2 separate regions of the Homo sapiens genome follow, and region 1 is linked to region 2. The links are chromatin contacts, found by Hi-C or POLR2A ChIA-PET in ENCODE. All regions are on one chromosome and are shown on one strand. The core of a region is the stretch at or near the end of the contact, and the rest is flanking DNA. Distances in the headings are between cores, read along the strand shown.

Evidence for each region. Hi-C counts contacts between places; a loop is a spot of excess contacts on that map. ChIA-PET counts read pairs that join two places held with the same protein, here RNA polymerase II (POLR2A).
Region 1: a map of HepG2 shows a loop between it and region 2 (2.9-fold over the local background). The contact joins two enhancer-like sites. A Hi-C loop is called at or near these places in 2 of 168 maps with a recorded cell type or tissue (Caco-2 and HepG2). POLR2A ChIA-PET finds 5 or more read pairs at or near these places in 4 of 52 experiments (AG04450, H1, OCI-LY7 and 1 more).

Annotation. Positions count from the first base shown.
Region 1 is chr4:183,153,498-183,158,022 of GRCh38, forward strand. All of the region lies in intron 1 of WWC2 (WW and C2 domain containing 2), which reads left to right. Among named protein-coding and RNA genes, the nearest start is that of WWC2, 57 kb to the left of the region's middle. Within about 2 kb of position 1,419, at least 3 of the 41 ENCODE cell types and tissues checked have a DNase peak (open chromatin) inside an H3K27ac peak, as active enhancers do.
Region 2 is chr4:183,258,486-183,263,535 of GRCh38, forward strand. WWC2 (WW and C2 domain containing 2) reads left to right here. Exons shown (of 23, transcript NM_024949.6): 10 at 1,154-1,243; 11 at 2,425-3,047. Among named protein-coding and RNA genes, the nearest start is that of WWC2-AS1, 20 kb to the left of the region's middle. Within about 2 kb of position 3,591, at least 13 of the 41 ENCODE cell types and tissues checked have a DNase peak (open chromatin) inside an H3K27ac peak, as active enhancers do.

The DNA of each region.
Region 1 (4,525 bases), core at 169-2,668, 110 kb before region 2:
GTGTAACTAAAATAGTTAAACATTTAAAATGTGTGCCATTTAAAAAATATTGTTATTAAAGAAAAATATTCATACGATACTAATGTGTTATTTTAACTAATAATTGAAATGTCAGTTTTTAGTAAACATTATTGCCCTAGAAGTAGTCTTTTTTTTTTTTTTTTTGGTAAGACATGGTTTTTCTGTCACCCAGGTTGGAGTGCAGTGGCGCAATCACGGCTCACTGCAGTCTTGATCTCCTGGGCTCAAGTGATCTTCCGACCTCAGGCTCCTGAGAAACTGGGACCACAGGTGTGTGCCATCACGCCCAGCTAATTTTGTATTTTTTATAGAGATGGGGTTTCACCATGTCCCCCAGGCTTGTCTTAAACTCCTGAGCTCAAGCAGTCACCCACCTCATCCTCCCAAAGTGCTGGGATTACAGGCATGAACCACTGTGCCTGGCCCAAACAGTCATGATTAGTGGACTTGCTCTTTTAACAGTGAATTGCTGGCTTTAAAAAGCAAAAAAAAAAAAAAAAAAAAAAAAAACCCCAAATCTAATTCATCATTTAGTTCCTTTTAAATTAGGCTGCATTTAAGGAACTGCAATTCAAATATTAAATTTCTGGGTTAATTTTTAGAAAGCATAACTTATTTGATCTTTTTAAGCACATTTGTGTTTTTGTAGTAGTTGAGTTCATTATGGACTCTGGAGACAGGCAGACTGCCTGCATTTGAATCCTGGCTCTGCCTTTCACTGGCTGTGTGATTTCAGGCAAGTTACTTAATCTTTCTGTGCCTCAGTTTCCTTATCTGTACAGTAGGGGTTATAGAAGGACCTTAAGTCAAAGGCTTATTATGAGCATCCAGCGATACCTGCTCAACATGTGTTAGTGTGATGACCTTAAGTTGTGAAAACTGTATTTGGGTTATGTGCCATTTCTGAAGGCCATGATCCCCAGGGAATATCTCGTGATGACCCTCAAGCCCTTGTCCTGAATGAGGAGGAAAAGGTCAGGCACAACCTTGTGATTTCCCCGGTGTTGGACTTCTGTGTTCACCAGCAGGATCTCCATTTCTATAACCAAATGGCTACATCTTGCATAGAGACTCTACCACTGTGTCTGAAGGTATGGCAACATTTCACAAATTTGGATTTATCTCATTATAAATTTTAATAATTTAACCGGATTAAGATGAAGCTCACTCTTCTGTCTATGGTGGCATTATTTGCTAACCTTCACCCTCTTGCAGCCATCCCCCACATTCCCCTATCTGCAGTTGTGGCGCCTAGGAGGATAGTAGATATGCCGTATAGCCAATGACAGTATGCTGCAAGCACAATGCCCACCTGTGGGTTGGGCTCAGAACCGCTCTACTGCCTAACCTGGACTCTGGCCCCTCTCTCAGACCGCAGATAACAATCCTTCAGTGCTGGTTTTGCTTTCATGCTTCTTTAAGCACTAAATTCCTTTGACACCGCCTTGCTCTCGCAGCTGCTCTGTCCCATTGTATTATAGAATAAGCACATGCTAGCGTACCTGCAAAGCAGGAGCAATAAAAACAATGAGAGGAAGGAGGGACATTGTGGGCACAAGTTAGATAATTGACATTCAAACATGAAGGAAAAAATTAGAAAAGTTAGAACTTGGTAGGGCTGTCATACTGCTTATTTATTTGCAGCAAGTTCTAATGACTTCATCTTCTGAGGAGAGAGAGAGAGAGAGAGAGAGAGAGAGAGAGAGTTAGTTGACGTGGTGAGGACAGGCTTCCTGCAGTCAGCTGGCTCCACATTTGGCTTTGAGGATCGGCAGGCAAAGTGCTAGGGGTCAGCGGAGACATAGTGGCCAGTTTTGGCAGAAGGGAGATGAGAGAAGTAGTTTGGAAAAGAAGCTGAAGACTAAATGATAGGAGGCCTTGGATATTGAGAGTAAGAAACTTGAACCTGATTCTTTATGTTATAAATATCTTTTGAAGGGTTTTGCTAAAGGAGTGTGACGTGGAAGGGGTATTTTAGAATGAAGAATCTGGAAGAGTGTTGCTGGAGAGGTTGAAAGGTAGAGTGACTGGAGGGAGGAGACGAATTTGGACAATACTATAATGGTATAGGGGTGAAAAAGGTGTCTGTGTAGAGTGCTGGTATTGGAATGAGATTATGTTAAGAGTCACTCCATTATTCTCCCTGTTAGCAGTTGGTTGGACTACATGTACTTTAAAGTCATAAGATGTACTTTAAGAAAATGTCATATACAGTAATGCTGACTTTTCACTCAGTCCTTTTCTGTACGTGAGTGCCTTATGCTAACAGAGAATCTACTCAGAGTCATTGAGCCAAGACACCCCTTAAGAAGAAATAGTAGTACCTTTTTCCGGTTCTGTCTGTCAAGGTTGGTGGTTTAAATCAGGATTTTTCAGTCTGTTTTACAGAGCCTGATTACTTCACAAGTTTATAATATTTTTCAAGTTTTCTGAATTGAGATTTTAAGATGATGTGATGATGTCACTTGTGATTTGCCAATTCCGTTGTGTTGTTTTTTTCTTTCTTTCCTTTTTTTTTTCTTTTTTGAGACGGAATCTTGCTCTGCCGCCCAGATTGGAGTACAGTGGCGTGATCTCGGCCCATTGCAACCTCCACATCCCAGGTTCAAGCTATTCTCCTGCCTCAGCCTCTTGAGTAGCTCGGATTACAGGTGCCGCTACCACACCTGGCTAATTTTTGTATTTTTAGTAGAGATGGGGTTTTGCCATGTTGGCCAGGTTGGTCTCGAACTCTTGACCTCTGGTGATCCGCCTACCTCAGCCTCCTAAAGTGTTGGGATTACAGGCGTGAGCCACCATGCCTGGCCCTTTGTTCTTTTTTTTTTTTTTTTTTTTGAGACGGAGTCCCACTCTGTTGCTCAGGCTGTAGTGCAGTGGCACAATCTCGACTGCAGCCTCCACTTCCTGGGTTCAAGTGATTCTCCTGCCTCAGCCTCCCAAGTAGCTGGGATTACAGGCATATGCCACCATGCCTGGCTAGTTTTTGTATTTTTAGTAGAAACGGGGTTTCACCATGTTGGCCAGACTGTTTTCGAACTCCTGACCTTGGGGGATCCACCTGCCTTGGCCTCCCAAAGTGCTGGGATTACAGGTGTGAGCCACCACGCCCGGCACCTTTGTTCTTCATTTATTCTCCCATCTACTCTGCAGTGACCTCACTGTTCTCAGTAAATGAATTAAGGACTTGATCAGAAAGTACACATTGGAAAGCTAAGTACAATTTATCTTTTGCTCTTTTTTCTTATTTGGAAATAATTTCATACTTACAGTATAGATGCAAAAAGAGTACAAAGAATTCTCATTTACCCTTTACCCAGATTCCTCAAATGTTAATATTTTACCATGTTGGCATTGTCATTCTCTCTCTCGCCCTCTTTCCTTCCCGCCCTTTATACACACACATACATCTCTTCCCTCGTACTCATTAATTTTTGTTCTGAACTGTGTTAGAGTAAATTGCAGATATGATACCCTTTACCCCAAAACAATAGCATTCACTTACCTGATCACACTATAATGATCTATATATTTATTCAAATTGGGCAAGATTGTCCCCTACTGTCCTTTATAGGGCCTTCTTTCCCCTGGTCCACATCCAATTCAGGCTCACCTGTTTTATGTAGTTGTGATGTCTTTTTGTTCCCCTTTAATCTGGATGATTTTCTCAGTTTTCTTTATTTTTCATAAATTTGACATTTTTGAAGAACACAGATCACTTAATTGGGTCCTCAATTCGTGTTTGTCTGATATTTAAACATTAGATTCAGGTTATGCATTTTTGGCTGAAGTACGCTGTGTCCTTCTCAACATACCATGTCAGGGGGCACATGATGATGTCTCTTGGTTCCATTCCCCGTGATACTAACTTTGGTCTCCTGTTGAGGGATGTCTGCCAGGTTTCTGGCAGTGTCCTCTAGTGGTTGTTTTACTGGGTGCTTTACAGAAATGGGAAGGGGAAAGGACTTGTGTGTCACTCAATTTTTTTTTATATATTTATTTTGAGACGGAGTCTCGCACTGTTGCCCAGGCTGGAGTGCAGTGGCGCAATCTCAGCTCACTGCAACCTCCACCTCCTGGGTTCAAGCGATTCTCTTGCCTCAGCCTCCCAAGTAGCTGGCATTACAGGTGCATGCCACCACACCCAGCTAATTTTTTGTATTTTTTAGTAAAGAAGGGGTTTCACCGTGTTAGCCAGGATGGTCTGGATCTCCTGACCTTGTGATCCGCCTCCCTCTGCCTCCCAAAGTGCTGGAATTACAGACGTGAGCCACCGCGCCCAACTGTGTCACTTAATTTTTTTTTTTTTCACTGTCTTCTGAATTTCCCCTTTTCTTCTTTTCTCTTTACCATGCAGTTTTCAAAGAAGGTCTCCTTTTCTAACTACTTTGTTTTCCCCCAAACAGTTGCCTTTCCAAGGGACTGCCTCCTAGAGTCCCAAGGTGTATTTTTAAGTTCCTTTTCTGTAGTATGCGATGATGCACCTTCCCCCCTTTCCTCCATCTCA
Region 2 (5,050 bases), core at 2,341-4,840:
AACATTTCAAAGAGATTAGAAATTAAGGAAATTTTATTTTTCTCCAAAGAAAAGTGGCTAGTTTTTATATCACCACTTTTCAGGGCATGCTGAGGCTTTGAACAAGTCAGATTTGTTTTTCTTCTCTGTCAAGCACTTTCTCATACATTACTCCATTGATCCCTTTAACAGCCTTACCAGGGAGACACAGGGGAATTATAGTCACCATTTTACAGATGAGAAAAGTAAGACCCTTGATTCAGCGACTTACCAAGGATATGCAGCTAGTAAGCTGCAAATCAAGATTAGAAACCCAGGTGCCCTTTTTCTGAATTCCATTCTGCTGCTTACTGCTCTGAACTACTTTATTTCATGATGTCTAAAGACCTTCACACGACATAGACTATACTTGCACAGACTCTTAGTTGCATAAACCCCTGGGTACTTGGTATATTTTAAAATGACTTACTATTCAAGTATACAGTTCTATAATGCTGTACTCTTAAAAAAAAGAAAAACTTTTGCAGTTGAATGTGGATGAAATTTTATGATAGTCCGACGCGGATGATGAGATGTGCTGTAGCTCGGAAGGGGAATCACTTTTAGGTCATCCTCTTCCCTAAACAGTTGAGCCCAAATTAGCCCACAATGGTATTGTGGACTAAAATTGTTTCTTAATTGCTAATTCTTATCAAATCAGGGTTGGGAATGTTATCACTAAATACTATGTTGGAACAAGCGTTACTAAATTCGGTATTTAGGGTGACCTTTACTGTTGCTGTGAAATGTTTTAGGAAAGGGTTCCCAGGTCACAGATCTGTGTCAGGATTCTAGTCTTTGGTTAGTTTTTTGTTTCCTTGGTTATTTTCCTCCTCACTCTTCTTCCCCAACTCAAAGGACCATATTACTTACCCATTTAAAAAGATTCTAGGCTACCAGCAATTTTAAATTCTCAGTGACATGGTGATGGGGCATAACGCTCCCTCCCCATCCTTCAGCTTGGCTCGTGCAGCTCTGCCCCCCACACTTCTTGCCGGTGTCCTGTTTTCTGTCTGTGGAGCCCATTCACATTTTTCCCTTGTGATCTGTAATGTTTGTACAATGAGAATCTTTCTTTCCTTTTAGTTTTCATATTTTGTTATAATCATTTGAAAATAATTTTTTTTCTTCCTAGATTGAGATTGGAAGAGAGAAGAAAAGAGCTGCTACAGAAACTTGAAGAAACTACTAAATTAACTACTTATTTGCATTCACAACTTAAAAGGTGAGCTTATCAGATTTTTGAGGGGAAAGCTTTTCTCCGAATAGCATGTTCTTGTTCATCTTTGATTACTTTTCACTTTATTTCCAACTACTTTAAATAAAATCATTATAGTAGCACAGTTACTGTTTGAGTGATCAGATTTAAAGTCACATTTTCTTTTGCATGAACCCAGTGTCATATTTGGAATACATTTGAAATATGTTATAGAAAGAAGATATGTTTTAGCTGTCAGTACATTTAGGATAATAACGCATTTTTCCCATTGCCCCATTTTTTAAAAAGGGAAAGTGGAGGAGCTTTGCCTTAAAATAGCCATAGATTTCCTTACATTGATGAGAAAAATACTCACTCCTCACATTCACACACAAAGAGGAAACGTGAGCGAACCCAAGGGTCTTTTGTGTGACTTCTTTCTTTTTATAAGCTTGCCTTCTTTTCTCTAAAAATAAAAAGCTTTTTTTTTAATAAAAAACTACATTAACGCTTTTGCCCTGTTTTTTCTTGCTTTCAATATTTTTTAATGGCAAAGTGGCTTCTAGATGTCTATGCAAATAAACTTATCAACAGGTATTTGATTCCTTTTATTTTTGCAAAAGGAGGATAATGTTTAATAAGAATAGATTTGCTACTTAAAGAGTATTTGGAGAGCAAGGCTGAAAAGGTTAACGAAGAAGCATAGACATGGTATACAGTTAGGTGCCACATGATGACTTTTTGGTCAAGGGCAGACTGCATATATGATGGTGGTCCCGTAAGATTGTAATACTGTATTTTTACTGTGCTTTTTCTAGTTTAGCTATGTTTAGATACACAAATACTACCATTGTGTTATAATTGCCTACAGTATTCAGAACAGCAACTGCTGTGCAGGTTCGTAGCCTGGGAGCAATAGGCTATACCACATAGCTTGGGTGTGCAGTAGGCTGTACCGTCTAGGTTTGTGTAAGTACACTCTGTGATGTTTGCACAGTGATGAAATCACCTAACCATGCATTTCTCAGAACTAGACCAGGTCGTTAACTGACACACGGCCGTAATATAGGGAGTTCCTCTGTCCCTGGCCATTGATTCCATTCTTTAGCAGGTTTCTTCCCTCTGCAGATCTGAAGGAGCCAGTAGAGATTGTGATTAGGTTTTCCATTTTGTAACAGATTTTATGGTGTGTGCTTTTTGTCTTTCAGCCTCTCTGCCAGCACCCTGTCCATGTCATCTGGGAGCAGCCTGGGTTCCCTGGCATCGAGTCGGGGCTCTCTGAACACCTCCAGCAGAGGGTCACTCAACTCCCTCAGTTCCACCGAACTCTATTACAGCAGTCAAAGTGATCAGATAGATGTGGATTATCAGTATAAACTGGACTTCCTTCTGCAAGAGAAAAGCGGTTACATTCCTTCTGGACCCATCACCACCATCCATGAAAACGAGGTGGTCAAGTCCCCTAGCCAGCCTGGCCAGAGTGGACTCTGTGGAGTGGCAGCTGCAGCAACAGGCCACACTCCTCCACTGGCTGAGGCCCCGAAGTCTGTGGCCTCCCTGTCCTCGAGGTCCTCCCTTTCCTCCTTGTCTCCTCCAGGCTCTCCCTTGGTTTTGGAAGGCACGTTTCCCATGTCTTCTTCTCATGATGCCTCTCTCCATCAGTTCACTGCTGACTTTGAAGACTGTGAGTTGAGTAGCCATTTTGCAGATATCAGCCTCATCGAAAATCAGATTTTGCTGGATTCTGATTCAGGAGGAGCCTCCCAGTCTCTTTCAGAGGATAAAGACCTTAATGAATGTGCTAGGGAGCCATTATATGAAGGAACTGCAGGTAAATGCAGCCCTTTGCTTTCATGTATTCCCTGTTAGTGATTTTAAGGAGAATGATTGGAGCATTATTTTTCCATATAAACAAAGGGTATGATTCCCCTTCTCTTTCTTTTGAGTAATCGTTTTGGCTTCATTTAAGAAGGAGCTTTTATTTATATACCTAGATATTTTTCATTATCAAATAAAAATTACCTTCCCTATTTAGTAGACTTAATCATTTAGTACCTGCTCAGTTGTCCAGAGACACTCTGTGTGTGGTAGCTGACTGGGAACATATGTTGTGAACATATTTCCAAGTAGATTCCAGTTCTGAAATAGCAAGGCAAAGAAGAGGATTTTCTTTTAAAAGTTGGCCTAAAACAGATTAAAACCAAGGCAATTAACATAGTAGCTAATTAGTACCAAGGTTCAGTGTTTAGATTGTTCAGGGAATTCTATATAAATACAGTTTTTGTTTCAAGCCAGACTCCTTTTCTGGCGAAAAGTTAATTTAAAACAGCAGGTTGCAGTGTATGGTATTACCCTGCCACCTTCTGGCCAGGTTAACAGTTGCAGCCCCGGGAAGGGATTACTAGAGATTGTAGTTCTTAGGCCTGCATTTGTATTCAAAAAGACAGAAACAGGAAAAATATCATTTTTTTGTTTGTTTGTTTGTTTTCCTTTGCAAAGCAGGAACTTTGAATATGTTAGATATGATTGTAAAGAGCACAAGATGTTTCCCTTGTTGGCAGATGATCACTGTTGGTCTGAGGAGGATGATCTGTTCCAGAGCTAGCTTGAGACAAAATGTGAAATAAAAGCCCCAGTGCTCATCTACAGCTGTCCTGTTCACAGCTACATGTTTTACTGACCACACAAAACAGGGCAGGGCTCTTTAGAAGTGCTCTCTTCCTGTTCCCAGAAGCATTTTTATTTGTATGTATGGTCCTAAGAATTCTGAGTAATTGATTGGCCAATTCAGATATGTAAAGACATTGACAAATCCACCTTGTTTCTACGGTTTCAAATACTGAAGAGCCAAGTGCTGTGCCCTGTCAGTGGCCTGGGCCTGTGGGAGGGCCCATGAGACATTTGTGTGGTTTGTGCGCCCTCTCCTGGGGAGATGTCAAAGCTACAAGTAGCAGGTTATGGAAATAACCACAAAGAAAATAACCAGGGGAATGGTGTGTGTACATAATGGCCCCAACAAAACAGAAAGCCGCGTGGGGCCTTCACCACTGCTTCTGGGAAGGAGTACGGTGTGTGTGCGTGCGTGCGTGCGTGTGTGTGTGTGTGTTAGGGGGTGCATACCACTCCTGGAACCAGCCAAGCCTCCACTCACATTTTAGTCACCAACGTGTTTGGGTAAGCACACTACCCAATCTCTCAGGATTATGATTCCTTATCTGCAAAATGGGGTTGCTACAGTAATCCTTGTGTCAGGCTGAAGGATTTAATGCAGTGATAACATGTGAAGCACTTAACCGTGTCTGGCACTCAGCACACAGTTCATGGTAATTATTAGTACTCTGTGACAGTGATGATGATAAGTAATAAACTCTGGCTAAACACAGTTCTTACTGTAAACCATGGAAAGCTATGAGAAGAAGAAAGAGAAGAAAATGGAATGTTCTGTGCCAGCGTTCCTTCCTGTGCTTTGAACTTACATCTTTTGACCTTTCAAGGTAGTTTTGCTCTTCCTGTATTTGGAGTGGTATCTAGTGACCACTTCTAACATTCAGCCAATTTGGAGGGGCAGTAAGTGAGGCTGGATGCTGGAGAAGAGGGGAGAGAGTGATGAGGGAAAAAGTTGCCTAAAGTCTGTCACCCACCCAGTAACCCTGAGGTCTGGGAGTCCTGTCTTGCAAGTGTGTCTGGTTGGCCCATGCCTTGCTCCTGACACTTGGGTCTTGCTGTGTCTGAAAAGTTTGTGGATGGAGACAGTATCTCTGAACCTTTGTGAAACAGTTTTTAACTTTTTAAATGCATATATTAGAAAACTGCTGTTAAAAAGTTACCCTAAGA